Linked DNA regions of Homo sapiens: region 2 is linked to region 1. Evidence: chromatin loops called from intact Hi-C (ENCODE). Cell type or tissue: heart right ventricle. All regions are shown on one strand. Each heading gives the region's core, and the rest is flanking DNA. Links, peaks and the distances in the headings are about the cores only.

Region 1 (6,989 bases), core at 1,932-4,431:
CACAAATGAGGGAAAATAGGCTATAAAAGGACATGAGAGAGAGAAAGAGGAAAGAATAAAGCAAATGTGGTTAAAATGTTAACACTGGGAATTTTGTGCTGTCCTTGCAACTTTTCAGTAAGTCTCAAATTGTGTCACAATAAATAATTAAAAGAAAGAATTACCTTGCAACTCAGCCTGCCATTCTACTAAATGAATATAGGCCATGGAATAAGAGAAGATGGGAAATGAGATCTTCAGTTAGCCACAGTTAATGTGTCCCTTATAATGTGAGCATCATGCCATGCTCAGTATGACTCTACTGTTTCAAAATATGTATTTGTGGTATAAAACTGTATTTAAAAAATCTTGCCCAGGTGCGGTGGCTCATGCCTGTAATCCCCGCACTTTGGGAGGCTGAGGCGGATGGATCACTAGAGGTCAGGAGTTCAAGGCCAGCCTGGTCAACATGGTGAAACCCCATCTCTACTAAAAATACAAAAATTAGCCGGGTGTGGTGGCGCGCATCTGTAATCCCAGCTACTCAAAAGGCTGAGGCAGGAGAATCGCTTGAACCCAGGAGGCGGAGGTTGCAGTGAGCCAAGATCGCACCACTGTACTCCAGCCTGGGCAACAAAGGGAGACTCCATCTCAAAAAAAAAAAAAAAATCTTGCATATGCGTCTTTATTACATGCTATACATTATATAATTGTTAAACACAGTTATAGAGCCCTGTACACTTTAGTTCAATGGTGATTTAAGGTTTTCAAGGGTGATTTTGGTTGTATGTGATTTTTGCCTTACATGGTAAATTTAGATCTTGTCCCTAAGTAAGATGTGACTCCAGTGAACTCTCACAGGATGAAGAAATAATTTACATGAATTAGTGAGTTAACATTATTGTCTTGATGGCTAGTCTATAGTCATAATATCAAGAGCGTAAATAAATCTGTCCAAGTCAGCTTTCCTTCCCTTTCTCCTTTCTGGGCTCTTTGTCCCTTTTTATCACTCTGCTATCAGAGTGGCTAAAGTGCCCTGATGTCCCTGGTCACCAAATGAAAACATCCAATAACCTTAATGTGCTATATGTCTCAGGTTGTTTTATTTGGGGGCGAGGCAATGCTGTCTGGAAAAAGTAACAAACAAAAGGAAATCTCTGACAAATCTGAATCATTAACGGGGCTGACAAATCTGAATCATTAACGGGGAAGAAGTCTTTGAGCAGGGAGCATTCTGGAGTTCTGTGATTATTAATTATACTGACATACTTATTCCATTTATTTCTTGCCCACTTTAACCCCTGCCACCACTGACTTCAAGTTGCATTTATTTTAATGTGCCAAGCCTACTACAGGTGCACTATGTATATTTTAACACAGGACAAATTTGGCAAGGGAAATTTTTACATTGTATGTCAGAATATTCATCTTTTGGAGATTTGGCAGTTGCTGTAGCTATCGTTGCTTAGACTTTGAAATAAATGTAAAATGTAGTCAAAAGAGCCTAGGACTAAGAGTTGAAAGAAGTAATACAAATTGCTTGTTACTCAAGTTGCAAAATCTTTCTATGCTTCATTTTCATAAAAGACATGAAGACCATTCAGTGTCTTAATAATTACTTATGCATAATAACCCCTTGTGATAACGTTAATGAAAATTTGCCCTACCTAGCTTGTAGTGAGGACAAAGAGATAATGTTTATGAAAGTGATTTATAATCTGTAAGCACAAAGTAAACACAAACAAGATATTAACTGTGATGGCTAATTTAATGTGTCAACTTGACTAGGCCATTACGTGCCCAGATAATTGGTCAAACACTGTTCTGGTTGTGTCTGTGGGATGCTTCTGTATGAAACTAACATTTGAATTGGTAGACTGAGTAAAGTAGATTGCCCTACCCAATATGGGTGGGCCTCACCCAATCCTTTGAGTAAGGGAGAATTTGCATGCTCTCTCTGCCTAACTGTCTTTGAACTAGGATACGGATCTTCTATTGCGTTTAAACTAATTCAGACTGGAACTTGCACCACCAGTTCTCCTGGTTCTCAGGCCTCTGAACTCAGACTGGAATTATACCATTGACTCTCTGGGTCTCCAGCTTGCTGACTACTACTATCTTGGGACTTCTCAGTCTCCATAATCACATCAGCCAATTCTTTAAAATGAATGAATAAATAAATAAATATACTATTGGTTTTATCGCTGAAGAATCTTGATTAATACACTAGCTATGAAAAATATTTATTTCTTACACCCGTGAGTTGGATAATTTAAAAGAATGACTAGTGGGCAGTTGTGTCAATCAACCAGTTTCATGACAACATCTATGCCCAATGACAATCCTGAAAATTCCATACCCCTCTCCTCCACCACATCCTAAAATCACTAAAAGGACTAAAGATTCCAAGGTGGTATAGGACAATCCCAGCTAGAGCAATGCTGAATTTATTTCCAGGATAACCCATTTCCACACAGCTTGTCCTCTTGACCCTTAGACTGCTTCACAGTCACACAAAAGAAAAGAAAATGAGATTTCATAGTTTTAAAAATGAGAAATTACAAAGCACCATACTAAGCAAAAATTGCCATTATGGATCTAATTTATCTCACTGTGACAATGTCTTATAGATTTCATGTTCCTCTGGAGAAGGTTTCTGTGTGTTCCTGGTCATTATCACACTCTCACAGTGATGCTTGTCTTTGCAATAACATAGCTGTAATAATCGTACACCCTCCACTATTTTCACAGGCTTTTTGTTTTGTTTTCCTTAAACCTTCTCTAAATTAAGTATTTAAGATATTAAATGCCCTCAGTACAAAGTTAAATAAGGAGAAACCATCTGAGGCACAATCCTCATCAACGATAATGAAACAGTGTCACAGTTTTATTCACTTGTAGGATTCTATTTCTGTAATGCTTCATGTCAGACACAATGGATTAGACTCTCATTGGAAGGGAATAAAAAGGTCTAGGTTAGTCTGCCCTCTAGTGTAGCTCACTGGTTCCTAAAATAAACTGGTGAAACGTGTCCTGGAAGCTGATTGTGCAATTCTGTCAGAATGGCAAGTTGCCATCATTGCCAGCACCAGATTTTCACATCTCCCTCCTCTATGGGAGCTGCAGACTTTTCTAGCATCTAATGTTAGCTATATGACCTAATGAAAAGAAATTCATATGAAACACACCCTCCCGAACCTATGCTTGATTGAAGTCAGTGTTACATGGCAATCCTTGACCATGGTTTTTGTCAATTGTTCCTATTTCAGGAGAACACGGATACAAATTAATAAAAGGGCATGTTTTTGATTCAGAAATAAGGGTTTTAGAAAGAACTTCTGAAATAGAGCGATTTAGTCTAAGAACTGTTACTGGCATGGGCTAATCTCTTTGAGACAGTCTGGTCTATTCATATAGTAAAGCACCCTCCTCCTTGGCTGGCCCTTCTGATGGAGAGTTTGCTGCAGCATGGATCTGATGTTGGACTCCAGGGGCATTGTGAGCAAGGAAGAAACATCTCTGCATTCCCTGTTTTACACCTTCCCTTGAATTCTGATTTACAGTTAAAAACTAACGTGCCTTGGGGGATAGTTTTTGATAACTCTGCAGTTTATATTCAACTTCATAAACACCTTTTGTGTTTTATAAGAGTCTAAATTTTGCAAGTGATATGTTTGTGTAGGTCTGAAAGCATTCCTGTTAGAGATCAGTTCCAAAGCATTTCAGACAAATAAATACAATGTAAAATTATCTTCTTAAAATTTATTTTCAAGGCCCTGTGATATGTTTACCTGGAAAACTCAAATGTTTCACTTGATCCCAATCTGATCTATATTTCCCTGCTGGTTTCCACGCCCCCTTGGTCCATGCCCCAAAGCAATTTGGCTAAGTGATGATAGTCTTTTGTTTCTAGGCACCTCCTAACCACTACCAATTTCAGAAAATATCAGGTCCTGACCTTTACAAAAAAAAAAAAAAAGTTTTTGTAATTATAGATTATGTGCAAATTATATATATTTATATGCAAATACACACATAATAAGTCTGCAAAACATAAAAATGTCCTCTATTTAAATTTCTGTTGTTAAAGCAGCGGTTCAGTAGGGCTCAGTGTGATGACCCATGGAGCACACCAGCCCCCAAGAGCACCATCACAGACTTACCTGATTGATTGTTGGCATAAGGCCGTCCTTAAACCATCAAGTTGCGTTTCTTCACAGTTGAAGTATAAATACAACTTTGATCTATTTTCTAATTGTCCTTTCCTGACAGCAATATAACCACAACACATACACAGGCTTTTAGGCTCTAACAATACTCATTAAGCGAGTGAAAAGGAATTTAAAGGGAGAGGCAATATGAAGGAGCAGACAGCACTAGGAGTCAACAGACCTAGATGCTAATTGTGGGCCTGTTTCCAGCTAAGCTGTTAACTTGAGCAAGTCACTTTACTATTCTGGAGACATCTTTTCCTCATCTGTGATGGGGTGGGCTAGACCTAGATTAAATCAGAAGTATCTGAACTTTCATCTGCAGACTTCCTGTTCTAATCATATGGCCTTTATGGCCACATCTGTGTTTCAGTGTCTTTGAGACTCAAAATATAACAGATCTCAGACAGATTTGCCAATCCAGGGACAGTGTTACTCAAATACCATGTTCTCACTGACTCTAGTTCCCAGTCTAATCCACATCCGTGGCATGTTTGCCATTTACTGCACTGATTTTCCAGCTTGTTTTCTTTGCTCAAGTCTCTGAAAGACATTATGAGCTTAATCATTGTCATAAAGAGAAAATGAAAGATTGCAGGCTTTCTGATTAGCATTTAGCATATTTTTTTCATAGAATTTCAAGAGCACATAAAACTCACTTGTTTCCTATCAGCATTTCCCCTTGCCCCTTTAGTTTGCTGACATGTGATTTTCAAGTCAGTTTTGGAAATCTGAAACCTGTTAGAGATTGCAGATGCCAAGATCTGCATGACTGCTGTAGTTTTGGCAAGGTCTGCTCTTTAAAGACAACAAAGGCAATAAATAGAAATCTTGCTTTCCTCTGACTCTATTCTTTTTCAAAAGAAAAAATGTCTTTGTGAATGCATGGCGTTTAACAAGATTTCTAGACCTTCTTGCTTTAGACCTTTTTTGTTCTTAGTTTTTATTCAATGTAGCATTTGGGCTTTTCATCTTGCAAACCATAAGCTTATTTCTGTTATCAGCTTCCACTAAGAGCACAGTCTTGTCTGTGTTCTCTTTAATGTCTGTGATTCTCTTTAATAAAACTAATCATCTAAGTGCCAATGGTTGGAAGCAATAAAAATATGTTTCTGCCAATATGAACAATTATTTGACTAATTTGAACCCTAACCCTGGCCAAGTCCCTTCATCTTCATGTCACTTAAGTCAGCTTGTAAAGAGGCAAAAAAAAAAAAAAACTGCAAAAGAGATACAGCTAAATAAGCATGTAGATGAAAAGAAGGAGACATCTGACTTAGGGCTTGGGAAAATGGAGGCATTTGAGGCCTTCAAGATTGGGTATAATTGTAATGGAGAGAAATGGGAGAGACAGAAGTGGGGCAGGAATATTAAAAGCAAATGTGTAAAGATGAGAAGGAGAAAGACATGTTGAAGAACAGCCAGAGGTTCAGTTTCGTTACAGACTTACTGTGTGGTAACATTACATACTGAGAGACGGAGTAGGAAAGGTGGTTTGTAGTTAGATTGCAGAGGATGAATGAATGGTCTGTACTTCACCAGAGAACAATGGAGAGTCAGTGGAAGTTTAAAGTATAGAAGTAACTCCAAAACATCCAGAGCAATTAGGCAGATGTGTTTAAGGAAGATTATAAGGGGAAGAAAGGATAACATCCAGCCAGTTAGAAAAAGTATTGCAATGGGATAAGGGAAAGGTAATAAGGCAGAGAGAGTGAAAATTTAAAAATAGAAATATGGGACTAGAGCCACTCCTAAGATGCATGGGGTCACAGGCAGTTTTTTTTTTTTTTTTTTTTTTTTTGCAAGGCCCTTCTCTATGTAAACTACCGATCTTTAAAAACTGTTTTACAAAATTTATAGACCTACGTGAAATATAGCCATGTATTGAAGAGGTACATATACATTTGTTAATTGTCTAGTCAATGCATATAGAGATTGTAGTGTTCAGGAAACATTTCTTCATGTTCTTTATTGTCATAGACATTGTTCCTACCTAATTTCTTACCTCCCACTATAATGAAAAGGAGGCAAATTGTTAATACAAAGCCAGAGCTCTTCAAAATCTTTTTTCTATATATTTTTTTTTTTTGAGACAGTCTCGCTCTGTCGCCCAGGCTGGAGGGCAGTGGTGTGATCTTGGCTCACTGCAACCTCTGCCTCCCGGGTTCAAGCAATTCTCCTGCCTCAGCCTCCTGAGTAGCTGGGATTACAGGCATGTGCCACCACGCTTGGCTAATTTTTGTATTTTTAGTAGGGATGGGGTTTCACCATGTTGGTCAGGATTGTCTCGAACTCCTGACTTCATGATCTGCCCACCTCAGTCTCCCAAAGTGCTAGGATTACAGGCGTGAGCCACTGTGCCCAGACAGAATCTATTTATATTGAAACAATATTGCCCTTCTTGCTACTGGTTTCCTAGCACCATTTATTTAATGCTGTTAGATCATTATTTAAGATGCTGTACCATCCATTGTGCTTCCTGAGAATAATGGATTCCAATGATAATCTCAAATATTGTTACTGTTCTTTGTTAATGGTGCAAATTTCAGTTAGTTTGTGGGAAAATGTTAGCAATAAGTCGTGTCCTGGTCATTTTAAATTACCATTTGGATTTTATACTATAAATGTAGAACAATTTGTCCTTCAACCATACTTTTCTCTTGAATTCTTTATAATAATTTTATTCTTGGAATGTGATTTCTTTCAAACTTCCTTTTGCATGAACAGCAATCGAAAAGACAAATAAGAAGCTCATGGACAGATCAAGAATAGTTCTTCCATTCCTGCAAGAAATATACA
Region 2 (6,989 bases), core at 2,273-4,772, 330 kb after region 1:
TACAGGCGTGAGCCACCACGCCCAGCCAACTGCCACTTAATTCTTAACAAGACTTGTTTGAGAACAGTAAGTGTGGAGAATGCCTGAAGGATACATTGTCCACCCATTTCCTGGACTAGAGGTTATACAGACATGCTGTTTCTAGCCCACAGGTGTGTTTTGTTTGACCCAGTACTCGGAATATCCTGAAAATTTCCTGTGAGAATCTACCATTCTAGCTTCTATTGAAAAGATCCAGCAACACCAGCCCTGCATTCCTACAAAGCAAAAATCAGCTGCAGTTGAATTTGTAAAATGCTCATTGTGATGAAGGCTACCCTTTGCCATGGTCCCAGCCCAACTCACCAGTTACCCAAGTACTCGAGTTTGCCGCACCGGCCACATTGCTCTATGCTCTATTCCCACCATAAGCCAGGCCAGCAGAGCTGTGTATGTGGACAGCAGCCTTTTGTACACATACCTCAGCCACCATCACCATCACCTCCTCTCCCCTGGACTGAGCTTGTGTTCTGCCATCTCTTCACATGAAGGGGGTTTCAACAAGGCCCATCTGTCCCCCTGAAAGCTGTGTTTATAATAAGAATGCTGATGAGGATGTATACATCTCACACCACCAGGGATGAATGTGCTTATCCCAAGCACATTGGCAGTAGTCTTAGGGAGCCTGTGAACATGTAACTGAGTGTTTCTCATACTGGCTGCTCCAGAACTTCAGAGCCAAATTCTTGTGCCGCCTCCAGCCAGTGCAGACAGATGGTCTCGTGGTTTTGTATATTAACCTCACTGGTGGCTCTAACTGACATTTTCTTCCTTTGTGTTTCTCTACCCCCAAGTCTTTGCTAAATTTTTTGTTTTTTTATTATAAAACATATATGATATAAAATTTATCATCTAACCATTTTAAGTGTATACAGTTCAGGGATATTAAGTACATTCACATTGTTGTGCAACCATTGCCGCCATCCATCTCCAGAATGCTTTCACATCTTGCAATACTGAAACATTACTCCCATTAAACACTAACTGCCCATTCCCTCCTCCCTTCAGTCCCTGGTAACTACTATTCTACCTTTCCATCTCGGGGTTTGACAACTGTAAGTACCTCATATAAGTGAAATGATGCAATATTTGTCCTGTTGTGGCTGGCTTATTCCACTTAGCATTATGTCTTCAACATTCATTCATGTTGTAGCATGTATCCAAATTTCCTTCCTCTTTTTAAATTTAATTTTTTTTGAGACATCTGTCACTCAGGCTGGAGTGCAGTGGTACAGTCTTGGCTCACTGAAGCCTCGACCTCCTGGGCTCAAGCAATCCTCCCACCTCAGCCTCCCAAGTAGCTGGGACTACAGGTGACACCACTACGACCCCAGCTAATTTCTTTTTTAAAAATTGTTTGTAGAGATGGGGGTCTCACTATGTTGCCTAGGCTGGTCTCAAACTCCTGGGCTCAAGAGTGATCCTCCTGCCTCAGCCTCCCTAAGTGCTGGGCTTAAAGGCATGAGCCACCACGCCCAATCCCCAAATTTTCTTCATTTTTAATGCTGAATAATATTCCATTGTACATATACACTAGATTTGTTGATCCATTCATCCATTGATAGACATTTGGGTTGCTTGCACCTTTTGGTTATTGTGAATAATGCTGCCATGAACGTAGGTATAAACACAGGTGAAAGCTGTTCAAGTCCCTGTTTTCAATTATTTGGGGTATATAGCCAGAAGCAGAGTTGCTGGATCCCTTGATAATTGTATGTTTAACTTCTTGAGGAAACTCCATACTATTTGCCGCAGCATCCACACCATTTTACATTCCCAACAGCAATGCACAAGAGTTCCAACTTCTCCCTGTCCTTGCCAACACTTGTTATTTTCTGTTTGCTTGTTGTTGTTTATAATAGCCATCCTAATGGATGTGAAGTGATTTGCCTATTTTTGAAAGTAATTTTTCATAAGTAGTATTTCCATAAGTCAACTAAGTCATTTCTGGAACAAGGTAGAGGTATAAATCAATCAATTCCCCCGGTCTAAATAGGCGAAATTATATGTAAAATATTCCTTGTTGTCATTATATCCTCACTGCCATTCCTCTATATGTATACATACACACATGCATACACACATGTATAGACATACACATACATAATATAAATAATATTTATAAACATTTTATACACACACACACACACACACACACACACACAAAAGAATCCTTGGAACCAAACTGTCCAGAATTTGAGTTCTGCCTCTACCGTTTACCAGTTATACTCCTTAGAAAAATTATGTGATTATCGGAGATTCAGTCACCTCATTCATAAAACCACCTTGCAGCATTATGGTAAGTTCTGAAGACAAAGCACATAAAGTAACGACCACAGTACCAACACACACGGGTCACTCACAGGTAGCAATTATTGTTAATCCACGCCTGGCACACTCCTGAGTGTTTCCACATATCTTAGGCCACGTATTCTTTACATTAATAAAGATAGGTGAGAAATTGAGAGAGGTTAAGTAACTTGCCCTGGTGGCTGAGCAGTAATTTGAAACCAGGTCTGTCTGACTCCAAAATGTGAGCTCCTTCCCTACCCCAAACTGCCTTTCATCCACACGACACTTCTCTAAGCTTGGGAAGGATGAAAGGGAAGAATATGCATATATGCCAATGCCCACATATATTTGGAAAAGGTTGGAATGTGCCCATAAGAGGTACATGCAAAGCCCTGCCTACTATTTCAGGGAGTGGTAGGAACAAGCTAAGCTTCATTCACAGGTAAACAGGATAGAGGAACTTGACAGAATGTCTCTCAGCCTAAGATTCTGGTGGTGAAAAGGAATCTCTTACACCCCATTCCTTACTCCAAATACTTTCAAGATCTTTGGGATATTTTTGACTCCCCGCTGAGTCCCTTCCTACTAACTGCCAAAGCTGTCACTCACACTGCCGATGTACTTCTTATCTTCCCTGATAAGATCACTGCGCCACTCCCTGAAGGAAATAAAATAATTGTCCGCCAATGCCTCTCCCCAGAAGGGCCTCTCAGTCCAGGAAGTGTCAGTCCCTGGCTTCACCCACAGCTTCACTAGGGCTTAGATGGCTGGCATTCCTCACTGATAATTATTCGTGCTGGATAAAGCTGAATGTAAAAGCAAGCCCTGGGTAGGAGGTGGGGGACACAGGGAGATAAAATTCTCTATCCTATTCTACTTCATACCTTAAAAGACAAAGGAAAAAAACCACCAATATTCTTTTAAAGGCATCTACTTCTCTTTTCCTTAAGCATCTAGGTTTGTTTCAGGTGTTTTTAAACAAACACTGAGCTCTTTTGGTACCAAAAACGCAGGTGCATTGAGCATAGGTTTTAGTTTATTACCTGGAAATCAATAAAAGTGACCTCCCACAGGCTCGACCCATCATCCGTGTCGCTGGGCAGCAAGAGGGCCTGGTCCTGCTGCAGGCTGCCCACGCGTTGGCAGCGGTAGGAGTAACCAGAGGGAGCATATACGCCAGTTGGGTTAAAGACTGCTTGGATTGAATTGTTGGAAATGATCTCGACTCGGCGCAAACTAAACCAACTCTGGATGGACAACTTGTTGTAATTGGTAAGGATGAATCTGAAAATGGTTATAAAAACAGCATTACTCCTAAAGAACTTTTCCCACGTTTACTGACGCAAGGCATCGTCTATGAACAGTACAATGGCGCCCTCTTTTGTCAGGCGGCAGAACGGGCTTGGGGAAAGGCTTCACTTTTGCTGCAGAGCCTTCCCTGGATGGATGGAAAAAGAGCAAATGACAGGGCAGCACCCAAAGTGGACAGTGCAAATTCCTACGAAAGAAAAAACACACAAAGTTTGGGTTTGTTTTGTTTTGTTTTTCCTTTTTTAGAATCAACACTTGATTATGTGTTTATTATTCAAAAAATTTGAGAAAAACTTAAATGGACATCAATGAAGAATTTGCTAAATTGTGGTTTAAAATAATAGTAATAGCTCTCTTAATAACTTCTGTGTTATGTATGTGTATTGTGTTTAATCTTCACTTCAACACCATGTAATAGATAATGTCCTTATTCTAACTTCACAGCTGAGGAATCTAAGACACAAAGGGCTTGAATAAGCTCACTTGGAGAGTAAGTGTCAGAGCTGGGCTTCAAATCCAATCTTAACTCTTTTGGAATGGACTGTTTTCCAGCCATGAAAAAAGTCATAATTTACTTGTCATTATCATTTTATTTCCATTTAAAAAAAAAAGTGACTGCATTAAAAAAAAATGTCTGGAAGGATAGAGATTAAAACATTAGTAGTGATTACAAATGGTGTTTAGATTATTGATGATTTTCATTTTCTTCTTTCTGTAGCTCAATATTTTCTGATTTTTCTGTTTTCATTAGTTTTTCTTGTCTCTATTTGGCTTCTTTGCAAGCAGTCTCTAAGACACAGGTGTGAATATAAGAAATATTCAGGGGAGTTTAGTCATTCAAAATACGTAAAATGGAGAGAAAAGAAATGACAGAGGAAGGGAAGGCAGCTAAAAGAGGTACATTATTAAGCCAGTTTCCAATGTGGACAAGCAGGGCTTCATGGCCGTGATGGAACCTGGGAGCCAGAGCACAGCACATGCTGCTGAGTTATCTCACCTGACGGGGAGGGAGCTGAGGTGTGTGTATGTGTCCTCCAGTCATTGGTTGAAGGCTGCTGGGCCAGGGACTGGGGGCAGTGGGCCAGAGAAAGCTTTTAGGCAAAGAGAGGCGGGGAGTTGAAAGTTCAGCAGGTAGGCTACAGTGCTCTCAAATGGAAAGGACCATGTAGATATTCACGGGGTACTGACAGTTTCTGCTACATACCTTTATCATCAGAATAAATAATAATAACAATAATAATAATAAAGCTATTTTTCATTTTGGAAAAAAGTGGAATTACAGATCAAAAATAGTCTCCATTTCTAGATCAAACAGACATGTGTGTTTGGTCACCTTGTGGGATTCTATTTACTTGTAAAGTTGCTCTGAAAGATGATGACATATATTTTCTAAATTATGATCAGTGAAACTCTAGTCTCCCATGATATGTAGACAAGTGTTCTGAGGAAGAAGGTTCTCCAAAATTAAACACAGGAAACACTGAGTTAGTCAAAGTTACAAAGTGCAATAGTCTTCCTTAAGATTATTTTTTCTCAGAAACTTTAACATACAAATTTACACTGTGAATTGCCAAGAGGAAGACATGGTTTAGAGTCGTTCCCAGACACATTTGACCACAGAATCCCCTTTTCATAAAATCTTATAAATATTTTTACAGAGCAGAAGTGTCCCATAGAGCAAAGCTTAAGAAAGACTGCCCTAGCACAATCCTGCTGGTTTTCCAAATAATGTTAAAGACACAACTACTTATCTCCACTAACAAGTTTGTCTTATAGGAAGGGAAGCACTGTATTTTTATAAGAAAAAAAAAAAGCCTTCAAATTGCTCCCCCTACCTCAGGAGCAGTTCCTAACTGCTTGGCTAAAGTCTCTGTTGACAGATGCATCCTTTCATACCTAAACACCAAAAAACTGTAGGCCTCTGTTGATTGTCTGCTGGGGAATACACGTAACGAGGCTTTTTCACTGTAGTTAAATGGTAAGTGTGATTCATTATAAGAAGCTATAGAAAATAAGTTCAAACCAGAGCCCCAGCCCTTAGAGCTTTTTCTTTTGTCTTCTTTTCTCAGAAGAAAAGGATATTACATTCTCAGGATTGGGAGTTTTCTAAGTCCCTAATGCAGGCGGCATGGGGGTGGGGGAGAGGGAAGAACTATGGGTATTTTGGTAGAAACTTTTAGAAAGAAAGCATTAGTATAGGATCCCATCATATCACAGCACCAACTTTTCCGTTTAATTAGGTTGATGTGGCATGCAATGTGTCACAGTGCTTGGGCATATAGCAAGCCCTTGCTTCGCACATGTGGAATGAATAAATTCTATAGAGCTAATCTGAAGTGCTGAAACTGCGATACTCCAAAGTGGTGTCCTACCTACCTTATAGCAAGACTTCTGGGGTTTCCAGCATCACCAAGCTTCAAAGACAACCTAAGAAAAGGAAACAACGCAGTCTATGAAAATAGGAATGACCCTGACTTCATATGTACTCAAAAGTTACCTCAAGGTGGATCACGTAACACCTAACACACAAAATGTACAGAACTTTTTTTTAATCTTGAGGTAGGCAATGGTTTCCTGAAAAAAGTACAAAGGCATGAACCATAAAAGAAACAACTGATAAATTGCATTTTACTAAAATCCAGAACTTTTACTCTTCAAAAAACACTGTTTAAGAAAACAAGAAAGGCAAGCCACGCAACAGGAGAAAATACTCACAACACGTATACATAAAGAACTCTATCCAGAATACAATAAATAACACTAACAACTCAACAAAAGACAGCCCAATGTAAAAATCATAAAAATTGTCAGAAGACTCGAGCATGTTTTAAAGAAAGATATACAAATGGTCAATAAGTACATGAAAAGATGCTTAGGACCATTAGACATTCGGAAAATGTAAAATAAAACCACAATAAAGATAACACAGTACAGGAATCAGAATGGCTAAAACACTTTTTAAACTGACTCTTAAGCTTTTAATACCTACATTTATTCCTGTTTTCCTAAGAGTAAACATAAGATTTCCCAGAGCAAAGACAGATGAATTGACTTACTCATGGGAACAACCATATTGGTTCCCCCTTCTAATCCAATTCTCCTCCACCCAGGCAGCAGGAGAAGAGCCAGATGTCATCCTACACATATTGAGATTTGTAATACAGATGAGCAACACCAAAATTATGAATCTGGGAGCTTATATAGGAGAGAGACCGTGGTTTCCTTCTCACCTCCCAAGAGAGGGAGAGAAACATTTGCTCCTCTAGTGTCAATAAATTCTCCTTAGGAAGAGAAGAGGGATGATTAGTCTTTGGATGAAAGACTTTAATTAGCCTTTGGATGGAAGC

Evidence for each region. Hi-C counts contacts between places; a loop is a spot of excess contacts. Peaks named below come from ENCODE experiments on the same cell type or tissue, not always from the same donor. Only the 100,000 strongest peaks of a DNase experiment are listed, where the experiment ranks them.
Region 2: a loop joins it to region 1, with 11 times the contacts of the local background. A loop is called at or near these places in 10 of 110 quality-filtered maps.

The regions. Positions count from the first base shown.
Region 1 is chr5:82,637,542-82,644,530 of GRCh38, reverse strand. No RefSeq gene overlaps it. Among named protein-coding and RNA genes, the nearest start is that of MIR3977, 200 kb to the left of the region's middle. In heart right ventricle, for the core only: a CTCF peak has its summit at 2,971 (motif pointing left); a DNase peak (open chromatin) is centred at 3,040; H3K27ac peaks cover 1,316 bases.
Region 2 is chr5:82,309,237-82,316,225 of GRCh38, reverse strand. It overlaps the pseudogene ATP6AP1L. Among named protein-coding and RNA genes, the nearest start is that of RPS23, 34 kb to the right of the region's middle. In heart right ventricle, for the core only: a CTCF peak has its summit at 3,719 (motif pointing left); DNase peaks (open chromatin) are centred at 3,454 and 3,705; H3K4me3 peaks cover 404 bases; H3K27ac peaks cover 1,359 bases.